2 separate regions of the Mus musculus genome follow, and region 2 is linked to region 1. A link is a loop called in an ENCODE intact Hi-C map of the cell type or tissue named here. Cell type or tissue: left cerebral cortex. All regions are shown on one strand. Region 1 holds the start of Mtg2 (mitochondrial ribosome associated GTPase 2). Region 2 overlaps Osbpl2 (oxysterol binding protein-like 2).

What was found. Peaks named below come from ENCODE experiments on the same cell type or tissue, not always from the same donor. Only the 100,000 strongest peaks of a DNase experiment are listed, where the experiment ranks them.
Region 2: it touches region 1 in a loop (1.9-fold over the local background); 6 of 42 quality-filtered maps call a loop at or near these places.

Annotation. Positions count from the first base shown.
Region 1 is chr2:180,067,781-180,072,780 of GRCm38, forward strand. Ss18l1 (SS18, nBAF chromatin remodeling complex subunit like 1) reads left to right here. Exons shown (of 11, transcript NM_178750.5): 11 at 1-2,421. Mtg2 (mitochondrial ribosome associated GTPase 2) reads left to right here and starts at 2,813. Exons shown (of 10, transcript NM_181424.3): 1 at 2,813-2,835; 2 at 4,014-4,106. In left cerebral cortex, a CTCF peak has its summit at 2,850; DNase peaks (open chromatin) are centred at 2,804, 3,245, 3,533 and 3,566; H3K4me3 peaks cover 1,587 bases; H3K27ac peaks cover 1,695 bases.
Region 2 is chr2:180,153,079-180,158,078 of GRCm38, forward strand. Osbpl2 (oxysterol binding protein-like 2) reads left to right here. Exons shown (of 14, transcript NM_144500.4): 10 at 121-244; 11 at 2,189-2,329; 12 at 4,751-4,874. All of the region lies in intron 3 of Gm29886 (a long non-coding RNA gene), which reads right to left. Among named protein-coding and RNA genes, the nearest start is that of Gm29886, 16 kb to the right of the region's middle. In left cerebral cortex, no CTCF peak of the experiment used is centred here; a DNase peak (open chromatin) is centred at 1,948.

The sequences.
Region 1 (5,000 bases):
TGGCGGCTCATAGCTTGACATACATACACCGCTAGGTGACCATTTCTTCTGTGCCTAAGTAGGGCTTGAGGACACCTTCTGTGTCTTGGGTCATGTCACTATAACAAGGAAGATGTGCTTTGTGTGCAAGGACCATGAGCTGTCCTTTCCAGAACTTACCAATTGCCTGTGTCTCTCCAGTTTCCATGATCCCAAAGGATGTCTTTGTATTAGCGAGTAAAGAAGGATCGATGACTATTCCAAATGACAGTCGGTGAGAGTGTGGGCATCGTGAGGGGAGCTTTCACTAAGGAGGGCGCTGTCTGAAGAGCAATTCTTGCTGTCTCCGAGCTGCTTGTGTGTAGTATGGCTTTGGCCCTTGGCGTCATCTCTAGGATTTGAGTGTGCCCAAACCTAAGTTTATAGAGAATTTAAAGTACTCATGTTTAATTTTACAAGCAGTTGGCAAGTGTTTATATTACTTCTTCAGGACCTCTGAGTTCAGATTGCCAAGCAGATGTTCCTTTGCGTTTAGGGAAGTCTGAAATCCACACTGCATTTTTAATGAATCCAAATAACTTTATTACGTTCTTTCAAATGAAAAGGACAAGTTTTATACAGTGAGAATTGGGTGATTTTTTTTTTTTTTACATTCCTAGGATGTTTAATCTCGTTTTAATTCTGTGCAAACATGAGAGACAGCCTTTTTGAAAAGGTTCTATCAAAGGAAAACACCGCATATAATGCAGCAGGCATATTTTTCAGCATTTATTTAGATAATAACAATGTTACTATGAGAAGAAAAGAACAACCTTGAAGATGAGTGCTCAGAACAACCAAGAACATACAAAACCATCCCCAAGGATGCAGGGCTTGGTACATCAGACCTGTCCACCAGGATGCTTTTGCTTTATTTGTGTCTTATATGTAGCCCAGACTGGCCTCAAACTCACTACATAGCTGAGGCTGAACTTAATGATCCCCCAGCCTCCACTCCCGGGTACTGAGACCACGGGCATGCACCACCACATCTGTTTTCAGCTGATAGTTTTTAAAATATAAAACTTACCTGTAGCTCAGTAGTAAGGCACCTTTGTGGAGTTTGCTTGAATTAATCTTGACAGTCTTGCTGGAACTTACAGTGCAAGCTCCATTTACTTACAGGAGAATCAAGGGCCGGATCAAAGGACTTGTCTGTGTCGGCTGCCGTCTTACTCTAGGACATTCTCCCTCTCCTTGGGACCATTATCAACAACCATGGGCATATGTGTCTCATAGGCACAGGGTTTAGGAAACACACAGGCAAGGGCTGACTACATGACGGCTTTAACTTTACAGAAACAAGTTTCTGATCGCTACATGGCAGAAGTATTAGCAACTTGATTTTAGGGACTCATCATCTCTTTAGCTCCTTCCCTTTCTGGCAATTTTTATAAAACTAGCCTACAAGCTCACTTGGGGGCTAAATATCCCATTGAAAATGTCGAAACATTTTAAGTAACTGTGAAATGGTTTTTATTCCTTGCCAATCTGGGAATATGCCTTTTATGTATGCATACATGTGCAAGTGTGTACGTGTGTGTGTGTGTGTGTGTGTGTATGTATGTGTGTGTATGTGTGTATATATATGTGTGTATGTTAAAGTGCTGTATTAGTGTGTATGTGTGTGTGTATATGTAAAGTGCTGTGTTAGTGTGTGTTAATACTTTTTGAAAGAAAAGAACACTTAAAATATGTATCACCCCAAAAGTTCAATTTGAAATGTCTTACATTAAGAATTTCTTGAATGTTGTGTATATATTTTTAAAAGCACTTTGTGAAATAGTTTGTACATTTATTTCCTAATTTATACCTGATTTTGGTGTTAATATATTTAATGATTAATATTGTTTATTTAATGTTTTATTGATTTTTATGTAATTTTGTGGGGGAAAGTGATGCCAGTCTTTTTCATTGCCTGTATTATAGCTTTTCTTCTGTAACATGAATGTTTGAAAAGTCCTAGGCTGAAATGAACCCTTCGTGCAGGTGTGGTTGACTGTGTTTTGTTTTCAATGGTTCCTCCTACTGAAGGCCAGAAAAGATGCAAAGGGAGATTTGGAAATCGCTGCTCATTCTTCCTCCTGTTTCCCAGCATCCGTTCAATACTTGGTGAACTTGACCACTGAGGACTGGGGTTTTCAGATGTGCTGACCACTACGCGCTGCGCTTGTCAGGGGCTATGGGTGGATGGACATCTCTGCAGACTTAGCATATAGCACAGTGGGAGATGGGAGATGTCCGCAGAGGCACTGGGCAGACACAGGCCTGGCCCAGAAAGGAGGTGTTTTCCTTTCCTGTTGTACCTGTTCTCAGACGTGGGCTTCAGTGACTGAGTGTCCGTTCAAACTTGTAAAAAGAGGAAGACTTTCCATTTCCATTAAAACACTTTTTTAGCCATTACCTCATTTCTGTTTATTGAGCATGTTACGTCTGTCTTGTTATTTGTGAACGAAGTACAGTTTTTAAACACCCTATCATTTTCACCCTTGTTTGGTTGGTTGGTTAGACGGAGGCGCACTGTACAAACCTATGTGACTCTCAGACATTCCCGGCCTCTTTTTCCCGAGACTGGAATTAAAAGCGTGCGACCCGGCACCTGGCTTTTTCCTGGTTTTGTGAGACAGGATCACTGTGTGTCTCAGGCTGGGCAGGAATTCACGGCGATCCTTCTGCTCAGCTTCCTTGGTGCCCAGACTTTGGCTTTGGAGCCACAGAGACCACGGGATTCGGGGGGCGGTGCCTCGCCTTCCGGTTTGCTGCTGCACTGCGCGTGCGCGGCCAGAGCCCGACCCGGAACCAGTCGAGCGAGCGGAGGTGGGAGCTGTCGGGAGCGGGTGGGTGCGGGCGGCATTGCACGGGTGTGCGTTCTCCGGCGGCAGGCGGCGGGCGGGATGACTGGGCGGGATCTCTCTCTGTGTGCGGTGGCTCTAATGAGGAGAGCCCGTCCGGCCTGATCGCCGTAAAGTTGGTTTCTGAAAGACTCGCTCTCGCCTTAGCTTGAGCGTGATGGCGCACGCTTGTAAGCGCAGCTTCCCAGATGAGACAGGTGGATTTCTAGGAGTTCGAGGCCCGCCTAGGCCACATAGTGAGACCATGAACAGAAAACAATGGCAGAAACGTCCCCTTGCCCAGCTCTTTTGGAAAGCCTTTATGGATGCGCTACTAGGGTAGAGGCTCACCTGTTAAGATGCAGGCGCCGCAGTGTGTCGCCTAACTATGGGCAGTTGAGTCTTCCTGAGTCCCCGCCTCCGCGGCTTTGTAGAGGCATTCTTTTAAAGATGAGGTAAAGAAGCATTCTGCACACTAAGGATCGGTAGAGATGCGCCTGGGGTGCGAGCAAATGGCCTTGTTCCTACTCAGAAATCTAAAGGACCAGCATGGAACAGTTTCGGAGCTGTCGGGAGGTTTCCCTGCCTGCATGTGAACCAGTCTGGGACCTTGAGTGCTGGGTCGGGGATTGGGTGGGAGGTGGCAGCTGTCCCTCCAGTCAGTCTGTCCCACAAGGCCCCATAGGGCAGGCACCCAGACAGCAGCGTTGTTGAACGCGTGCTTTATTTTGTTTTTGAGACAGGCTCTCCCTTGCTGGCCTGGCACCCAGATGCCTGTCTGGCTTCCGGAGTGCATCTGCCACCGCACACAGCAGGAACACTTACCCCCACCCCCGTGAATGGCATATAATTAAGTAAAAACCATGTAATGTGAGTTGTCAGGTGACAAAATGATACTCCAGTTTCTAAATGTTTTCCACATGAAGAACGAAGTAGATCACAAACATATGTAATGAAGTGTAAAAGTATGTAGCAGAAACAGTAATGCCCGCGTGGGATTTAATATCCGGTAGCAAAGTGAAAATGGAATGCTTAGAATTAAGTTAGTTAACTGTGAATACTGTTAACCAATTGTGCTTAGCCTATAAAAGAATAACACTGAAGAAATGAAAACATTCCTCAAGAATGCTTTTTTTTTTCCCCCTTTCTCTTTTTTTAAGACAGGTTTGCATGTGTCTGGCTCCCTGGCTGGCCTTGAACTTGCTAAGTAGTAGAAGATGACCTTGAACTTCTGACCTTCCTACCTCCACCTCCTGAGTAAGTGGTGGCATGCCTGGATTATGTGATTCCAGGGGTCAACCCCAGGGCTTTGTGCATGCTAGGTCGGTAGGCATTCTACCAACTGAGCTACACCCCTCTTCCACAGTGCTTTCTTCTTTCTCATTGAAGACATCTTGGCACATGTCTCTAGTGCCAGCTACACAATCAGATCAATCGGTTCACTGTGAAACTAGTGCGGAAGGTTCCTGGACACACCTCTTGTGGACAGTAGCCGGGAGCTTAGCATCCTGTATAGCAGCAGTGGCCCTCTCACACGGTAGCACCGTGGAATTCCCCATACATGAAAGCCTTGCTGTACAGCCTTAAAGCATCTTGGCTCTCAGGCTCCAGGCTCTGACTCTCTTCATTGGCCCAGCAAAGGCACAGTTAGACAGAAAGTGAGGATGCCCTCCTAGGCTCCCTCTACAGTGTGCTGTGGGTAGACCCTACCCACTAGGACTTTCTGTGATGGCAGTATCCTAGTCTGTATTTCCTGGTTTAGCCCTGAGTGGCCTGTAGCACTGAAGAACTAGGTACTTGGGCTTTATTTACTCTGGTGAGTGTGCATGCCCATGCATGTGAGTGTGCAGATGCACACACGTGCACATGTACAGGTAAGAGGGCATTAGGTGTCCTCTAGCACTCTTTCTCATTCCCTTGAGGCCAGGTTTCTCCCTGAGTCTGGATCTTGCCATCTCAGCCTCCGTGTAGTGTGCACGGTTGCAGGTTACACCACAAGCATTCTTGCCCACCGAGTCATCTCCTCAGCTGGATTTTAATTCATTTTAACTTTATCAGTCCCGGGTGGCTGTAGACACTAGATGGGACAGTGCAGAGATTGCGTTAGGTAAGCAATGAGAGAGAACAGCGACGACGGGAAAGAGGTTTCGT
Region 2 (5,000 bases), 85 kb after region 1:
GATGGGCATACCTTTTCTCCAGCAGCGAGAATGAGGGTCTGAAACACAGAGTTCCTTCCTGCACTCAGTACTGCTCTGCAGGTGATTGTTGGTAACTGTGTTTTAAACTCCTTTCTGCAGCAGGAAGAAGCTCTTTATCATGTATGGCAAGTGGACAGAGTGCTTGTGGGGAATAGATCCTGCTTCATACGAGTCCTTTAAGAAGCAAGAGAAGAGAGGTGACCAGGCCAGGAAGGCCAAGATGGTGAGTGTCAGCTGCAGTGACCCTGCACAAGGTGGCCACGCCCTCCAGGAGCACTGTGCTTCTCTTCAGGAGGTGTATGTAGTGGGTGGGCTATGTCTGTCCAGACCAGACTGTCTTCTGTCTAGGTTCTGCTATCTGGGCAGAGGTGTTTGACTTTATTCTGTTTATGTTGTAGCTGCTGGGAACTTCCAGTGGAATGCAAGCCCTTCCACATAGCCCTTTGTAATACAGCTCTCACTTTGCCTGAGTTAGCTGAGGCTTACTTAAGTCAAGAACATCTCATTTCTGTTTTTCCAGTTCTTGAGTTCTCAGTAATATATTCAGCAGTCAGGAAGTACTGGCAAAGACTTTCCTCTAAGAATTTCAGAATACTGATGACTATAAGTTATTCTTAAGCAAAATTAGAATTAAAAGTGATAGTTCAAAAGAGGTATCTTACTTTCTAGATTAAAAAAAATCAGGATGTTCTAAAGCAGACATGTTAAATGTTCAGTATTTATTTAACAGAAATGTTTGGACTCATCCAGGTATCTAGTTTTTTTATGTTTTATATGCACTATTTTGGACATCTTTTCATAATAATTTTATTTAGTTATTTATTTAGTTAGTTTTTTGGAACAGGGTTTCTCTGTGTAGTCCTGACTGTCCTGGAATGCACTCTGTAGACCAGGCTGGCCGGAAACTAAGAGATCTGCCACTCTCTGCCCCAAGAATGCTGGGACTAAAGGTGTGTGCCATTGAAAGATCCTGGCAGAATGTAAAAGGACACAGAAGCCCTGAAATTGGCAAGATAGACGTCAGTGTTAGCAGAACTAGCTTCACTGATTTAGAAAAATAGAGGTGCACAATGCTCTGGCCACTCCTTGAACCTGTGTGTCTGCCAATGTTCTGACCAGGTGTGTGCCCATTGCTGCACCTTCATTAGACTCTTTCCTTGTATCCCTCCCATACCCATTTTTTGAGAATAGACATTGTTTAGATCTGGAAATCCCCTAATCTCCCCCTTCTCCTTTCCCCCCTGAGGGCCTATAAAAACTGGGAACTCTTTCCCCTCGAGGTCGACTCCTCTACCCCTGTGTGGGATATGAGTCGTCCCCAGAGCTCTGGCTTTCCCCGAATAAAGCTCGGTCTGTCGTGAGTTCTTGGGTGTCCGCTATTGTCCTGAGGCCTGAGCGAGGGGCTCCTCTTGGGGTCTTTCACCATCACTGCCCAGTGGTAATTTAATTTTTTTAAAAAAGGAAAATTTCTTCAAGTACGATAGTACACTTATGTAAACACGGGAGGATATCTGTTAGTTCCAGGGCAGCCTAATCTATACAGCAAGTTCCCAGCTATCCACAGTCTACATAGTGAGATTCCATCTAGAGAGAGAGAGAGAGAGACAGAGAGAGAGAGATCCATGTAGCATGTTGAGTCTGCTGAGTGCTGTCTGGTGCCAGTCTCACTAAGCTCACTGCTTCTTGGATCATCTGGCAACAAGGGCCCACCCTTGGCTTTGCTGTGGGCAGTTAGAAGGGCCCAGCCTTTGATCCTGGGTCCCTGGAGTTTTCACTCCACAGCTGTGTCCAGTAGCCGACTTTAAAGGCACATCAAACAGCTGTGCCTGTTAAAATGGGATGGGCTCATGAGCTTGCCCAGGAGAACAGATGGCACCAGGAGGCCTTTCGTCTCAGATGATGTGTTATGGGTCCAGAAGGTGGGCAGGCACATGGCCAAGCATGTGTGGAGGAGGACAGTGTTTGTATCTGCTGCTGTTTCAGCCTGTGAGGGTAGTCCAGCCTGGTACAGCTCTGCAGAAAGCCAAGCTACATAGACAGTTTGAATTTTTTTTCTCCTCTGTTAGAAAAGGCTGTGGCGCTGCACAGGGGCTTGGGAGCAAGTCTATAAGTGCTCTGGGGACCAGTCTTCTGGCCAGTAGTCATACTGAGGTATCCTGTGTTTCAGGATGATGGCCCCGAGAAAGCTAACAGTGATGTGCCTGGTGATGTGGCAGACGACGTTCCTGTGGCTCAGGAGACGGTGCAAGTCATCCCCGGCAGCAAGCTGCTCTGGAGGATCAACAGCCGGCCCCCCAACTCTGCTCAGGTCTGTTACCCCTCTGAGGCTGGCCCCCCAACTCTGCTCAGGTCTGTTACCCCTCTGAGGCTGGCCCCCCAACTCTGCTCAGGTCTGTTACCCCTCTGAGGCTGGCCCCCCAACTCTGCTCAGGTCTGTTACCCCCTCTGAGGCTGGCCCCCCAACTCTGCTCAGGTCTGTGTTACCCCCTCTGAGGCCGGTCCCCCAACTCTGCTCAGGTCTGTGTTACCCCCTCTGAGGCCAGTCCCCCAACTCTGCTCAGGTCTGTGTTACCCTCTCTGAGGCTGGGCCTGTCTGCTGCAGCCTATTCCTATTTGTACCTTTCCAGTCAGGCCCACAACTCTTCTACTTTGTTCTTGCATGTAGCCAACCAGCTTTCCACAAGCAGACAGGCAGGCTCCATCACATCCCTGTAATCCTGCATGCCCTTACTCCCTCGAGCTACCATGAGACTTATGTTGTGGTCCAGCCTGAGAGTAACTTCTACCTCCTGCTGCCTGTGTGGGACCTGGGAATAAGTGGGTATGGCAATCCACCTAGCATTCATATCTTGATGTAGAATTCATGGCAGAATTCACTAGTGCTTGGTTATGCCTTCAGAGCTCTGTCCTGACCACATTTTATCAGGATTGCTCCAGGGACTCGAGCAGCAGCTTAGCCTTAGGCGTGACTGTTGCTGTTCTCGAGGACCCAACTTCAGTTCTCAGCAAGCACCTGTGTCAAGTAGTTCACAGCTGCCTGTAACTCCAGCTCCTGGGAGGCCGAGCACCACTGGTCTTTGAGCATACCTGCAGCTACTTGCAAATTCCTGTGCGCGTGTGCGCGTGTGCGCGCGTGCACGCGCACACACACACACACACACACACACACGTGCACATAATTAAAAAATAAAAAAATATCCAAGGTGTGGTGGTACATGCCTTTAATCTCTGGGGAGTCAGAGGCAAGTGGATCCTATTAAACTATAAGTCTGCAAGGTGAGTTTCAGGACAACCAGAGCTACATAATGAGTTCCTGTTTCAAAACAAGCAAATAGAATAAACAAACAAATGAATCAGTCAGTCAGTCAAACCAGGCAAGGGTGCCCACGCCTTTAGTTCTAGCACTCAGGAGGCAGAGGCAAGGGATCTCTCAGTTTGAGGACAGCCTGGTCTACAAAGTGAGTTTCAGGCCAGCCAGGGCTACACAGAAACCATGTTCTCACAAAAGGCGGGAGTGGGGAACTTCAGGGCATGTGATGTAACTTAGTTGGGCAGTGGGCAGTGACATGGCTTCAGTGGGTAAGGGTGCTTACTACCTAGCCTCACAACTTCAGTTTGATCTTTGGAACACTTATGGTAGAAGGAAAGAATCAACTCTTATAGGTTGTCCTCTGGTCTACATGCATGTACCCACACACGTAATGGCACATGTACAACCACACACGTACACAGAGTAAATAAGTATAAAAAGAACAAAGGCCCGCTTACCTGTGAATATGTTGCCTTGCTGTATTGGTTTGCTTTTATTGCTGTGATAAAACATTGACCAAAACTAATGTGGGGAGAAGCTTACACTTCTAGGTTACAGCCCATTACTAAGGGGAGCCCAGGCACACACTGAAGCAGAGACAGTGGAGGCGCGCTGCTTTCCGGCTCATTCCCACAGACTTGTCTAAGGCCACCCAGAGGAGGCATTTTCTTAACTGAGGGTCCCTTTTCCCAGATGACTCTAGCTTGTGTTAAAGTCACCAAAACGAAGCAAAACAAATGAAACCCAACCAGGGTTCTCGATGTGCCACTGTTACCTTTCACGACGGCGTGAACTCATGGAACAGGATTCGTGTAGAAGAATAAAGCCTGTGTGGTGTTTGGGGAAATTTCTTTTTGGATGAATTCTCATTCCTTTTTGGTTCAGTGTGCATGAAACCCTCATGCCTATTTCTTTGGTGGATCTGGGGTATTGGAAATGGCCTGAGAAAGATAAGAGTGCACATTCGTGGGCACCACCATTACTGAGGGTACTGGGCAAGCTGGTTCTAGGACAAGAGGCTGTGTTAATGAAGCAGGATTCTAAAAAGAGTCAGATGTGAGTTATGGCTACCTGAGGACCATGTGGGGAAGCCAGACAGATTCTCTAACACTTTCCTCTGTGGACCTCAGGTCAGGGATGATAGCAATATCTGCTGTCCTTTTAATGACGTCAGTACCCCGGGAGTCACTTAAGTGGGCTGACTAGAGAACATTTACATTCCCTGTGGCCCTTGAGCCACATGCTCATAGATGACGTAAGAAAGAAGGCCACCTTGGGAGTCAGGATAAAGGTCTTTGCTGAATAGGATGCAGACACCCTCCTGTTGAGCAGGTGACACAAGACTGTCATGGGTTTAGTGCACCAATGGGTCATTTTCCTGCAGCCATGTGCAATAGTGCTTCTGTGCTTCTCCTGCAGATGTACAACTTTACCAGCTTCACTGTGAGTCTCAATGAGTTGGAGTCAGGCATGGAGAAGACTCTGCCACCCACAGACTGCCGCCTCCGTCCTGACATACGAGGCATGGAGAACGGAAACATGGGTGAGTGCTGTGCCCTCAGAAGGCTCGTGTGGGTAAGCTTAGGCCTGCTCTGTGAGAAGGATGCTCAGACCTTTCATCAAGACAGACTAACAGTGTGCTGCCTTCCAAAGATTGCGCTTTATGGAA